3 separate regions of the Homo sapiens genome follow, and all the other regions are linked to region 3. A link is a contact called in ENCODE Hi-C or POLR2A ChIA-PET data. All regions are on one chromosome and are shown on one strand. The core of a region is the stretch at or near the end of the contact, and the rest is flanking DNA. Distances in the headings are between cores, read along the strand shown.

Region 1 (3,642 bases), core at 1-2,500, 260 kb before region 3:
TTTCCCTGTCTCTTTATCTGACTGCTAGGGAGGGAAAAGGACTGAAATGCCCAGCAGGTGCTCAAGAATTGCTACCATGGCCAAAAATCTCCCTCTGCTCCCATGCCCTTGCTGAGAGGCAGTTCATCTACAGCCAAAGTGAAGTGCTGCAGGGATCTATACTCAGGTCTTGGACAGGACTTGGAGATGTGATGAGTACTTACGAAATGGTACCTCGGAGCCTCTGAAGAAGGGTGGTAGGTTCCCCAGCCTCAGCACCACCTGGGGGGGCCCTTCCCCCAGTCTTGGGGCTCTTAGCATCAGGCTCATCTTCTGCCATCCCGGCATGAGGGCTAGAATTGAGAGGGACAGGCATAAAGATGTAACTCACACTGGCCTTCCCTTCCCCAGAAGGCCCCAGGGCACTCCTCATCTCTTTACCCAGAAAGGCAGAGAAACAGAAACAAAGCCTCCGAATTTCCCCGGTGGTCTTTTTCTCACCACTTGCCTTCTCCGAAAATTAGAAATTATTCCATTACTTCGCCAGGCCCATATATGCCCAAAGAGATCTTTGCCATCTCCATTCTATCTGCCCCACCTTTCTGAAGTCTCCTAAATCTGGAAAACTGTAAAGGAAGAGATAGGGGGATTGGGAATCCATGTTAGCAAGAAATTTTCATTTCTGCCTCTGACCCCATACTGCCCTCCTCCCCCTCAAAAACAACAATAACAGCCACAAAACAAAGTTCTCTAATTCTCAAAAATACTCCTCACCATTGCATATGCCTGGGAGGTCAGAAAGGATACGAACATATTCTGCCCTTCTAGGCTTGGAAAAAAAACTGGGCCCAAGTTCTCATTACTTAATCTCGCCACGACTTCCCCCGCTGCTCCCCCTCCCCACGTCGCCGGCCCCTACGTCATCTCCCACAACAGCCCATCCTGAGGCGCGCCCCCACCTCCTTCCCTTCCCCCTCCATTCAATCCCCGGTTTCTGCAAAGTGGAGCGGGGGTGGGGCGGGGTAGCGGAACTCATGCGCTGGGCGTCAGAAACCCGGCAGGGGAATGGGGTCCCAGATTCCGGGCACGTGCACATGGGTGAAGAAGCTGTTGAAAATACAGCTACAATCTTTTTCTGCTCTCCTCCCAACTCATCTTGCCCCTCCCTACCTCTGAACAGTCGCCTTCCAACACAAGCAACAATAAAGGTAAGGGAGAAAGAGAAACTACCTCGTAGCCACCTTCACTCCAGCCCAGCCCCAAGGTCCTGGCCCAGCCGGCTCGTGCGTTGCTTTATTTTCCTTTTTCTGAATGGTTGTAACAGCCGCGATCTGCCTAGATACACGGGCGGCCTGCTCTGTCATTGGTCACTGCTGCCACCCGGAGACAGAAGGCGCCGGGCTCGTACCGGCGGCCGCTGAAGTCTGCCTGGTAACAGAATCTGATTGGTCAATAGGGGAGGGAAAATCCAAAGTTGGTCTTATTTGAGTCAAGAGGGGGAAGTCCGGGTTGGGTTTCGGTTAAAACTGGGGTCGGTTGGGACTGCAGGTCCCAAGAGGTTCTTCTCTTAAAGGGACCGCAGGATGAAAGAACGGGCGCTCGGCTCCCTTTGGAACTGTCTTTTCTTTTGCCCTCCCCTTTTGTGTTTCAGTTTAGTCTACGGTCCTCAGAGCTGCCGGAAGAGAAGAATCAATGGATGATAAAATAACTAGACAATGATGGGTAGGAGTGATGGAAGTTCACTGTAAGCTCCTATAACCCCCCATCACCATCACCACATGCCTAATACAACCTGCAGACACACTTACTCGCAACAGACCTGCAATCTGGGCTCTCTTTTCCTTCTTGATGGAGGCCTCAAAACCTCAGCAGTTGTACCCATTAAACTAAAATGCTTTTTCCCTCTTAGTATTTCTTGGTTTCCCGTGTGTACTTTACTTCCAAAGAGTTGCAAATGCATTTGCATCCCCATAGTTCTGCAGTCGGTGAACCCTGGAATTTTGATGGACTCCCACGGGGGTGCTGGATGCCACAGGAACTTTTTACACTCAGGGAACATTGTACTGAATAGGTCATGGGTTCTTAACCCTCTTACTTAAGACATTTTAAGGTTATGAATCAGACAAAAGCAATGGACCCTCTACCATGAAAAATGCACACAGAGACCAAGTTTTGCATCTAATTTCAGAGAGGTCATGGACTCCAGGTTGAAAGCCTCTTACATGGATGTATTTTGTTTTGCGCAGCGGTCATGTTACAACCAAAACTGTATTTGCCATCCTGACATCTAATATGTTCTCCAGGCTCATCATTAATGTGCTTTTGTAAAGAAGACAGTAGTGCTGCCTGAGCTCATCACCATTGCCCTTTACAGCCTACCTTTCCCTATTATCAGCTTCTATGAGTGCTGGGGGAACCCAGGAGATTGTGGAGTTGGGGCAATAAGGATATATTGGCAAGAGGTTTTCTTTTTTCTTTCTTTCTTTCTTTTTTTTTTTTCTTTGAGACGGAGTCTCGCTCTGTTGCCCAGGCTGGAGTGCAATGGCACGATCTTGGCTCACTGCAACCTCCGCCTCCTGGGTTCAAGCGATTCTCCTGCCTCACCCTCCCGAGTAACTGGGTTTACAGACGTGCATCACCACGCCCAGATAATTTTTGTGTTTTTAGTAGAGACGGAGTTTCACCATGTTGGTCAGGCTGGTCTCAAACTCCTGACTTCAGGTGATCCACCTGCCTTGGCCTCCCAAAGTGCTGGGATTACAGGTGTGAGCCACTGCACCTGGCCAGGTTTTCTAATAACAGCTAAAATTTATTTGGTGTTTATTAGGCCAGGCGCGGTGGCTCACGCCTGTAATCCCAAAACTTTGGGAGGCTGAGGTGGGCGGATCACCTAAGGTTGGGAGTTCGAGACCAGCTTGACCAACATGAAGAAACCCCGTCTCTACTAAAAATACAAGATTAGCCGGGCGTGGTGGCGCATGCCTGTAATCCCAGCTACTCGGGAGGCTGAGGCAGGAGAATCACTTGAACTGGGGAGGCGGAGGATTGTGCCATTACACTACAGCCTGGCAACAAGAGCGAAACTCCGTCTCAAACAAAAACAAACAAAAATTTATTTGGTGTTTATTAGGTATCAGACACCATACCAAATGCTAAACACCTCGTGTAATGCTCACAGCAACTCTCTGAAGTAGGTACTGTTACTGTCTCCATTTTACAGATGAGGAAACCAATGTGGAGAGGTGAAGGGACTTGTCCTTAGTCATATATGTAGAAAGTGCTAGAATCAGGATCCAAAGGCAGGCAGTCTGCCTCAAAGCTGATTGTTTTGAGCACTGCCTTAGACTGCATGTATACATATTTGCAGATACTCATAAATAAATATGGGTATAACGGGCTGGACATGATGGCTCATGCCTATAATCTCAATACTTTGGGAGGCAAAGGCAAGAGGATTGCTTGGGGCCAGGAGTTTGAGACCAGCCTGGGCAACAAAGTGAGACTCTGTCTCTCTCTAAACACACACACACACACACACACACACACACACACACACACACACACACACCACACACAGCCAGGTGTGGTGGTACATGCCTGTGGTTCCAGCAACTTGGGAGGCTGAAGCAGGAGGATCACTATTACCCATGAGTTCGAGGCTGC
Region 2 (4,056 bases), core at 564-3,063, 410 kb before region 3:
TTAGTAGAGACGGCGTTTCTCCATGTTGGTCAGGCTGGTCTTGAACTCCCGACCTCAGGTGATCCGCCCGCCTCGGCCTCCCAAAGTGCTGGGCTTACAGGCGTGAGCCACTGCGCCCGGCCTTTTTTTTTTTTTTTTTGAGACTGAGTTTCGCTCTCGTTGCCCAGGCTGGAGTGCAATGGCGCGATCTTGGCTCACTGCAACCTCTGCCTCCTGGGTTCAAGCGATTCTCCTGCCTCAGCCTCCCGAGTAGCAGGGATTACAGGCACCCGCCACCACGCCCAGCTAATTTTTTGTATTTTTAGTAGAGACGCGGTTTCACTATGTTGGCCAGGCTTGTCTCGTACTCCTGAGCTCAGATGATCCACCTACCTCGGCCTCCCAAAGTGCTGGAATTTCAGGCGTGAGCCACGGCGCCCGGCCTGCATGGGGATATTCTATGGATGTTCGGGTCCTAGGTTACTTTATGAGGACCCACAAGACATCTGGAAAGAGGATAACCAGGTCATTCTGGGGGTTACAAAACCTGTTTTTTTTGTTTGTTTGTTTTGTTTTGTTTTGAGACAGTTTCGCTCTGTCGTCCAGGCTAGAGTGCAGTGGCGCGATCTCCGCTCACTGCAAGCTCCGCCTCCCAGGTTCATGCCATTCTCCTGCCCCAGGCTCCCGAGTAGCCTGGGACTACAGGCGCCCGCCACCACGCCCGGCTAATTTTTTGTATTTTTAGTAGAGACGGGGTTTCACCGTGTTAGCCAGGATGGTCTCGATCTCCTGGCCTCGTGATCCACCCGCCTCGGCCTCCCAGAGTGCTGGGATTACAGGCGTGAGCCACCGCGCCCGGCCACAAAACCTGTTTTAATGGAGTTATTTCATGGGCCATGAGTTTGAGAGGATCTATCTGACCGACTCTTACCCCGAATGTTTTACCATTCCTCTTTATTTATTCATTCCACAGATAATTATGGAGCCCCTACTATGTACGAAGTCACTGGAGGAGCTGGAGATACAAGAGTGAACCAAACACAGTCCTTGCTCCCCAGAAGTTTTACAGTCTGCTCAGAGAGACTGGTCTTCCCACCAGGGTTCATAGCCTACGGGGTACTTTGTTAAAAACGAGCAGTTACTACGAAGACTACAATGGGAGAAATTTTTCTGTGTATCTCCATGCCCTTTGGAGCACAGATAATTGACAGTTGGAGGCTAAAGGGGTTGGGTCGCGGGAAGGTTGTGATAAGTCCCTGATAGCCTCCCGTGCCCTTTTTTGACAGGTCTTCACTGATTCATGCATCAAATATTTACTGAACTCCGTCACTGTGCAGTGCCTAACTTTGTGCTTGAGGCAAACAAAACACAGATCTATTTCGAATGCCATTCCGAGGAAGGTAAGACATGCACGCACGTTTAATCAAATAGTAAACAAGAGTAGTAAAACAGGAAAAAGACTAAGAAGAGTTCTTGGTGGTATTAAATGTTTTGTGATATTCGACACCTTAACGTCTCTGACTTGACACCAGTACTCCCGCAGAGAGTTCTTTCCTGGGTTAGGAATTTCAGAGGACTTGGCGGACCGACTCTTGTCCCGAGTTCAGATCACTCGACCCAGTCCTAGCAAAGAACTGAACCTAAGAGGACCTGCCGAGCCACCGTAGGGACTGTCGGCCAACCCGCGCGCGCACATCTTCCACCCGTGGACTCGTCAGGGCGTGAGGACCCACCTCACGTGACCATTAGCAGCCTCCCGATTGGTTTTGCTCCTTTTTTCTCCCCAATGAGTGGGCTGATGCCCCGAGAAGGTCGGGCGCATGCGCAGTGCTCGGATTTTTTGCTTGGCTACCCGGAGTGAAGCGGCCGGGTTGGGCGATTAACAGGCCGTGGTTAGGAAGGACGGAGAAGGGGCGTTCGCTCCTTTGGGACTTTTCATGCCTCGTTTTTTTTTCAGATGTGGCTTGGTCTGGGCGCAAGGTCCCAGCAGCCAGCTTAAGCTTACTCTTCTGTGAAAGGGGAAAGTATCCCCTGTGGAAAGCGGTTAAACTTGTGGAGGGGGTGCGGGACGTGAGTTCTTCCCCATGCCAGGCGAATGGTGTGGCCTTGAGCTGGTCCAGGAGCCGGCTCGACGTGTCTGAGGGAGGCCCCGGAGGGGGCGGGGAGGTGGCCCACAGAACGCGGGTTCTGTAAAGAGACGTTGGGAAGATTCGATTCCGAGAAGAGGAAGAACCGGATTGAAAGAGAGCCAGGCCGCTGAGGGGGAGGGGGCTGCTAAGATGGCGTCGGCCTCCTCCGGGCCGTCGTCTTCGGTCGGTTTTTCATCCTTTGATCCCGCGGTCCCTTCCTGTACCTTGTCCTCAGGTAAGCCCGGCAGGGCGTGGGTAGGGAGCTGGTGAGGAATATGCGATGGGAGGAAGAGCGAGACCTAAGAGGGTACCTGTAGCTGGGAATGTCCTACGTGTTACCGGTAAGTGGGCGCGAGCTGGGCTTTCAAATAGGGATTTATGAGCGGGCAGGAGTTTGAGGAAAGGATAAGTTTGATTAAGAAGTTGTCGAAAACTTTGGTTGTCTTTGAGGAGGACGGATGGAGATTGAAGGTGGGGGTAGGGTGGCCCGGCGCGGTGGCTCACGCCTGTAATCTCAGCACTTTGGGAGGCCTTGGCGGGCGGATCATTTGAGGTCAGAAGTTCGAGACGAGCCTGGCCAACATAGAGAAATCTCGTCCCTACTAAAAATACAAAAATTATCCGGACAGTAGTGGCGTGCATCTGTAATCCCAGCTACTTGGGAGGCTGAGGCAGGATAATCCCTTGAGCCTGGGAGGCAGAGCTTGCGGTGAGCCGAGATTGGGCCACTGCTCTCCAGTCTGGGCGAGAGAGTGAGACCCTGTCTCAAAAAAAAAAAAAAAGAAGTTGCGGTAGGAAACAAGAGAAACGGAAGGGAGTAGAGAAACTAAGAAAGTAAATGGAGGCCTAAGAAGTAGAGAGAACTACTTAGTGTGAGAGGCAGGTGGAATCTAAGTTGATTGTGGGCTAATTGGATGAAAATGTTGAAGAGAAGCCATGGGACTTAAAAGATATCGAAAAGTTATTGGACGCTTTCGATTTCTGGAGAGGTAGGGAATCGTGAATTTTGTTGGGTGGGCGGGAGTTGTTGAAGCCATCTTTTCCCTCAGATACTCCCCCCTAATGTGTCACCCCTTCTCACTTCGCACCCCCACCCTTAGGGCCGCACAGGCACACAGACACACATACATACTTTCTCAGACTAATTCCTTTGGTGATTCCCAACTCTAAACTGCCCAACTTTGGGAAGGAATGGAAATTTTGAAGAGAGTCTAAGGAATGTAGGAAATTAAGGTCAAAGACCTTAAAAACAGATGGGAAAGATGGAATGGAGTCTTGAATTGCAGTAGAGACTGCGAGAAGTGATGTTTTGGAAATTAGGCCTGAGAAGAAGAAAGATGGGTGGGGGGGTGACTGTAAGTGTTGTGGGGGAGTATTGCATAATAGAAAAATGGACTGGAAGAATGCTTACGCTGTATCAGGAGATTGGAATTTGGAGAATGGAGCCAGGTTAATGTAGAGAGCTCAGCGTATTAATAGTTAAAAACGAATGAAGATTGAGGGAGGGCTGAGGAGGCTCACAAGAAAAGCAGTAGATTGTGTGTAGGGGAGAAAGTGTGTGTATGTGTGTCGGGTGGGGGGGCGGGAGGTGAGTCAGAAACTGAGCGCTTCCATCAGAAGTGTCTGGTGTTTCACAGTAACTGCTGCTTCTACACTGGAATAGACGCTGCCAGATGTTGGATGCTTTGCTTGAGATTTTGGTATTTCCTCAGGCCTGGTGTTGCGTTTTTGCTGTTTAGAATTTGCTGAATAGGGTTCCTTCCACCTTTCACATTCCAGCTCAGATGCTGAAATATCTAGTCACACATATCTTCTTAATAAGCTGCAGTTTTATTTATTTTTAATAAATCTCTATTTTTAGTTTGTTGAGAGGGGATTTTTTACCTTTCCTATAAAAGTATTAGGGGACCAGAACAACTCATGCTGCATTATAAGCATGAAATAGGAT
Region 3 (3,840 bases), core at 306-2,805:
CATTGTACAGATGTACAAAATATTTTCTTTCTTTATATCTTTATTCCATAAGCTTTTTTTCTATTTAAGGCAATTTTTAATTTTATGTTTTAAACTTTTTTTTTTGGTTAAAAACTAAGACTTAAACACAAACATAGCCTATGCCTACACCAGATCTGGATCATCAATTTCACTGTCTTCCACCTCCATCTCTTGTCTCACTGGAAGGTCTTCATGGGTAATAACATGCACAGAGCTGTCATCTGATGGTAACAATAACTGGGGCCAGGCACAGTGGCTCACACCTGTAATCCCAGCACTTTGGGAGGCTGAGGTGGTTGGATCACCTGAGGTCAGGAGTTCGAGACCAGCTTGGCCAACATGGTGAAACCCTGTCTCTACTAAAAATACCAAAAAATTAGCCAGGCATGGTGGCGCATGCGTTTAATCGCAAGGGATTTGGGAGGCTGAGGCAGGAGAATCACTTGAACCTGGGAGGCAGAGGTTGCGGTGAGCCGATATCGTGCCATTGCATTCCAGCCTGGGCGATAAGAGCGAAACTCCATCTTAAAAAAAAAAAAAACAAAAAAACAAAACAAAACAAAAAAACACAATACTTGGAATACGTGGAAAAAAATCACAATACTTAGAATACCTAGAATACCTTCTGAAGGACCTGCCTGAGGCTGCTTTACAGTTAACTTAAAAAAAAAAGTAGAAGGAGTACACTCTAAAATAGTGATAAAAACTACAGTGAATTCATAAACTAGTAACATAGTTCTTACCATTATCAAGTATTATGTACTGTACATAATCATATGTGCTATACTTTCACATGACTGGCAGTGCAGGTTTGTTAACACCAGCATCACTCCAAACATGTGAGTAATGCTTGTGCTATGACCTTATGGTGGCTACTGTGCCACTAGGTGATAGACATTTTTCAGCTCCATTATCATCTTAGGGGGCCTCCCTCGTGTTTGCAGTCCATTGTAGACCAAAATGTCCTTATGTGGCACATGACTGTAGTTGCAATACAGGACAAGAAAGTTGCACAATAACTGGGCCTTAGTTCCTGATACTTAGTAGCTGGATGACTTTGAGCACTCTAAGGTTGTTTCCTAATAACGTAAAATAGGGAAGCTAATCGTGATCCGGTTGCCTCACAGGTTGTTGGGCCCTGGTCAACATATAAGTTACTGTGCCAAAAAATGAGTTGATATAATTTAAGACTGTGTTGAATCACAAACGTTAAGTTATTCTAACATTATTGTTTTTTAGAGGTTATGAAATGAAAGGGGGGGGGGCGAAAAACTTGGTCCGCATCAAGAACTGAATCATTTTACCACGCTGGGTGCTGGGTTATACTCTCCCCACCCAGCAGATCAAACTCCTAACCCAGCATGAAAGATAAACTACAACTCCCGGCAGGCCTTGCTTCCGAACTGCGTCTTATAACCTCGGCTCAGGCCCAGGCCCAGACCGCTCCCCGCCCCCGCCACCCATAAACTACATCTCCCAGGAGGCCCCACGGTGCCCGATTGTCCGCTTTTCGCCCGCCCCCTGCCTCCTCTTCACCCCGCGCCAGCAGCTCGGTGGCCGAGTCGGTCCCGCGGCCGGCGGATCGGGCGCGCGCGTCGGGGGTCGTCCGGCTGCCAGGCAGGGCGAGCACGCGCCGGGAGGCCTTGGAGGCGTAGGGGGCGGGGGTACGGCTCGCCTGCTCGCAAGATGGCGGACGAGGACGGGGAAGGGATTCATCCCTCAGCCCCTCACAGGAACGGAGGTGGCGGCGGCGGCGGGGGGTCTGGGCTCCACTGCGCCGGGAACGGCGGCGGGGGAGGCGGCGGCCCGCGGGTCGTGCGCATCGTCAAGTCCGAGTCCGGCTACGGCTTCAACGTGCGGGGCCAAGTGAGCGAGGGCGGGCAACTGCGGAGCATCAACGGGGAGCTGTACGCGCCGCTGCAGCATGTGAGCGCCGTGCTGCCCGGGGGGGCGGCCGATCGGGCCGGGGTGCGCAAGGGGGACCGCATCCTGGAGGTGTGAGTATCGGGGCTACCCGCCGCCCCATCCTCCCCGCGCCCCTCCTGCCCCTGCACTCCTCGCTACCCTTGTCACCCCCAGGCCGCACCTCCCCCGAGCTCCGAGCCGGCCTCCGGACCCCCGCCCCTCAGGCCTCCGCAGCCGGGCCCCTCCTTGTGGGCTGCCCTCCCACCACCCGCCCCGGGGCTTCTGCGACGCCGGTCTCCCACCCCGTCGTCTCCAGCTGATGCCCTTGCGCCCCCAGTGCTCCTCCCTGTGCCCCGATTACTCTGGGCTCTTCTCCGCCCCTTTGCCTTCCCGTTTGGCGTGCTGCATTCTGCTCCTCACTCCCCCTCGTCTTGCTCAGAAGGAACCTCATCTGCTCCTTACTGACGGCGTTTCGTTTTCTGATCCAGCCAGTACCGTGTCCCCCCCAAGTTCTCATCTTCAGCATCGCAGTTTCGTTCTCCACCACTCCCCTCCGCCCCCGTGGACTGCCCCTTCTGCCCTCCAGACCAAGTAGGCAGGACCTCTGGTCTGCTCCTACTTTTCCTCCGGAAACACCATCCCTCCCCGCTCGTCTCCTTTTTCTTTCCTTAGTTACCCTCTCCTCATGGTTACGCTGCCCCTAAATTTTTCCATCCCACCGTGTGCCCCTTTCCTCCCCTCCTTTTTGTATTTCTACTCCAAGAGTTTACCTTGCTTTCTGACCCTTGCATGCCTTTGGGGTGGGGGGCGTGGGATTTGACACCGTAGTTTCTCTTCTCGGTTGGCCCCGTATCACACCCTAATTTGGAATCTAGCGTCTCCATCAGCACACCCCTCTGAGAGCATCCCTTCCCTGGCCTCCTGCCTTCACTCCTGCTCTATACTCATGCCTCCTCCTAGTCAGGTTTATGGTAGACCCCTTGTAACTCCTCCTCCTTCAAAACTACTTCAAGCCCTTTTTGGGTCTTTGACCGCTTTGCTTTTTTAGGGCATGCCCGTCTCTGCTGCCTCTTCTACTCTATCCTCCTGTGATCCCACACTTGACTTTGTCCTAGTCTTTCCCTCCCCTAGGCTGCTTTTCCTTTCTTCTGTTTTTTAAGGCGCCTTCTGCTGCTGCAGCCCACCCTCTCTCCCCTGCTGCAGTCCCTCCCCCTTCATACGCCTCCCCCACCACATCCCTCCATGCTCTTGCGGGATGCTGCCTTGTCTTGCAATCTCTGTGCACACCGCCTCCATTACCCTAATCTAGGTGTTACATTTGCCTTTTTGTACTTCGTATTGAAATTCGGATAGTGATTGCCGGTTGACTTGCAGGTGGTGTGTGCTCGCGTTGTCTCCGTTCTCCTCAGCAGTCTTCAGTGCTGTGTTTCTGCTTACTGAATCTATGTTGTGCATTCCTTTTTTACACTTTTACTCTCTCCCTCCATATTTCGATTTGCCCACTTGAAATCGTTCTCATTTTTTATAAATTTTAATTGTAATTTCCGCAACCTTCTGTTGCCTCTTGTAAAACAGTAGGTTTGCAAAAGGGATAGTTTTTTGAAAATCTGCCTTATAGAGAAATCCATTCCTTCTTACTCATCTCGTGCCATCTACCCTTATCCTTGACATTCTTAACTCCATGGTGTCCACTCATTCTGTTTCCTCACCTCTTCCACCTCAAGAAATGGTTGGTTTTAACCTGGGAGAGTTGATTGAAAAAAAAAAAAAGAAATAGTTGCTCACCTAGGCCAGTGTTTGGAGACAGTATACCTTTCCTCTGTCCTTTCTGTAAATAGATGCTTTCTTGTTTCATTAATGTCCTACATACTGTTTCCTAGTATTCCTAGTATTGTCTGACAATATATTCTTTTT

The links. A loop is a pair of places that touch in the nucleus more often than their neighbours do. ChIA-PET counts read pairs that join two places held with the same protein, here RNA polymerase II (POLR2A). Pooled maps may share reads with other maps.
Region 1: a loop to region 3 is called in a map of CD8-positive, alpha-beta T cell, with 8 times the contacts of the local background. The contact joins the promoter of RFX5 here to the promoter of SNX27 in region 3. A Hi-C loop is called at or near these places in 2 of 168 maps with a recorded cell type or tissue (B cell and CD8-positive, alpha-beta T cell), 2 of 37 single-sample maps with no recorded cell type and 14 of 50 pooled maps. POLR2A ChIA-PET finds 5 or more read pairs at or near these places in 3 of 52 experiments (B cell, CD8-positive, alpha-beta memory T cell and H1).
Region 2: a map of CD8-positive, alpha-beta T cell shows a loop between it and region 3 (6-fold over the local background). The contact joins the promoter of PIP5K1A here to the promoter of SNX27 in region 3. A Hi-C loop is called at or near these places in 2 of 168 maps with a recorded cell type or tissue (CD8-positive, alpha-beta T cell and Caco-2), 5 of 37 single-sample maps with no recorded cell type and 8 of 50 pooled maps. POLR2A ChIA-PET finds 5 or more read pairs at or near these places in 1 of 52 experiments (SK-N-SH).

The regions. Positions count from the first base shown.
Region 1 is chr1:151,346,002-151,349,643 of GRCh38, forward strand. RFX5 (regulatory factor X5) reads right to left here and starts at 1,251. Exons shown (of 11, transcript NM_001025603.2): 1 at 1,210-1,251; 2 at 488-605; 3 at 204-332. The coding sequence starts at 319. It overlaps RFX5-AS1 (RFX5 antisense RNA 1), which reads left to right and starts at 1,009. Exons shown (of 2, transcript NR_131972.1): 1 at 1,009-1,187; 2 at 1,631-1,890. RefSeq lists enhancers at 84-173, 513-1,712, 767-1,349, 1,316-1,665.
Region 2 is chr1:151,196,739-151,200,794 of GRCh38, forward strand. It overlaps PIP5K1A (phosphatidylinositol-4-phosphate 5-kinase type 1 alpha), which reads left to right and starts at 1,814. Exons shown (of 16, transcript NM_001135638.2): 1 at 1,814-2,343. The coding sequence starts at 2,259. LOC124904419 (a long non-coding RNA gene) reads right to left here and starts at 1,787. Exons shown (of 2, transcript XR_007066620.1): 1 at 1,713-1,787; 2 at 1,369-1,602. RefSeq lists enhancers at 1,912-2,111, 2,212-2,291.
Region 3 is chr1:151,610,495-151,614,334 of GRCh38, forward strand. SNX27 (sorting nexin 27) reads left to right here and starts at 1,556. Exons shown (of 12, transcript NM_001330723.2): 1 at 1,556-2,018. The coding sequence starts at 1,708. LOC124904420 (a long non-coding RNA gene) reads right to left here and starts at 2,874. Exons shown (of 2, transcript XR_007066622.1): 1 at 2,697-2,874; 2 at 23-1,905. RefSeq lists an enhancer at 1,332-1,431 and a silencer at 1,472-1,911.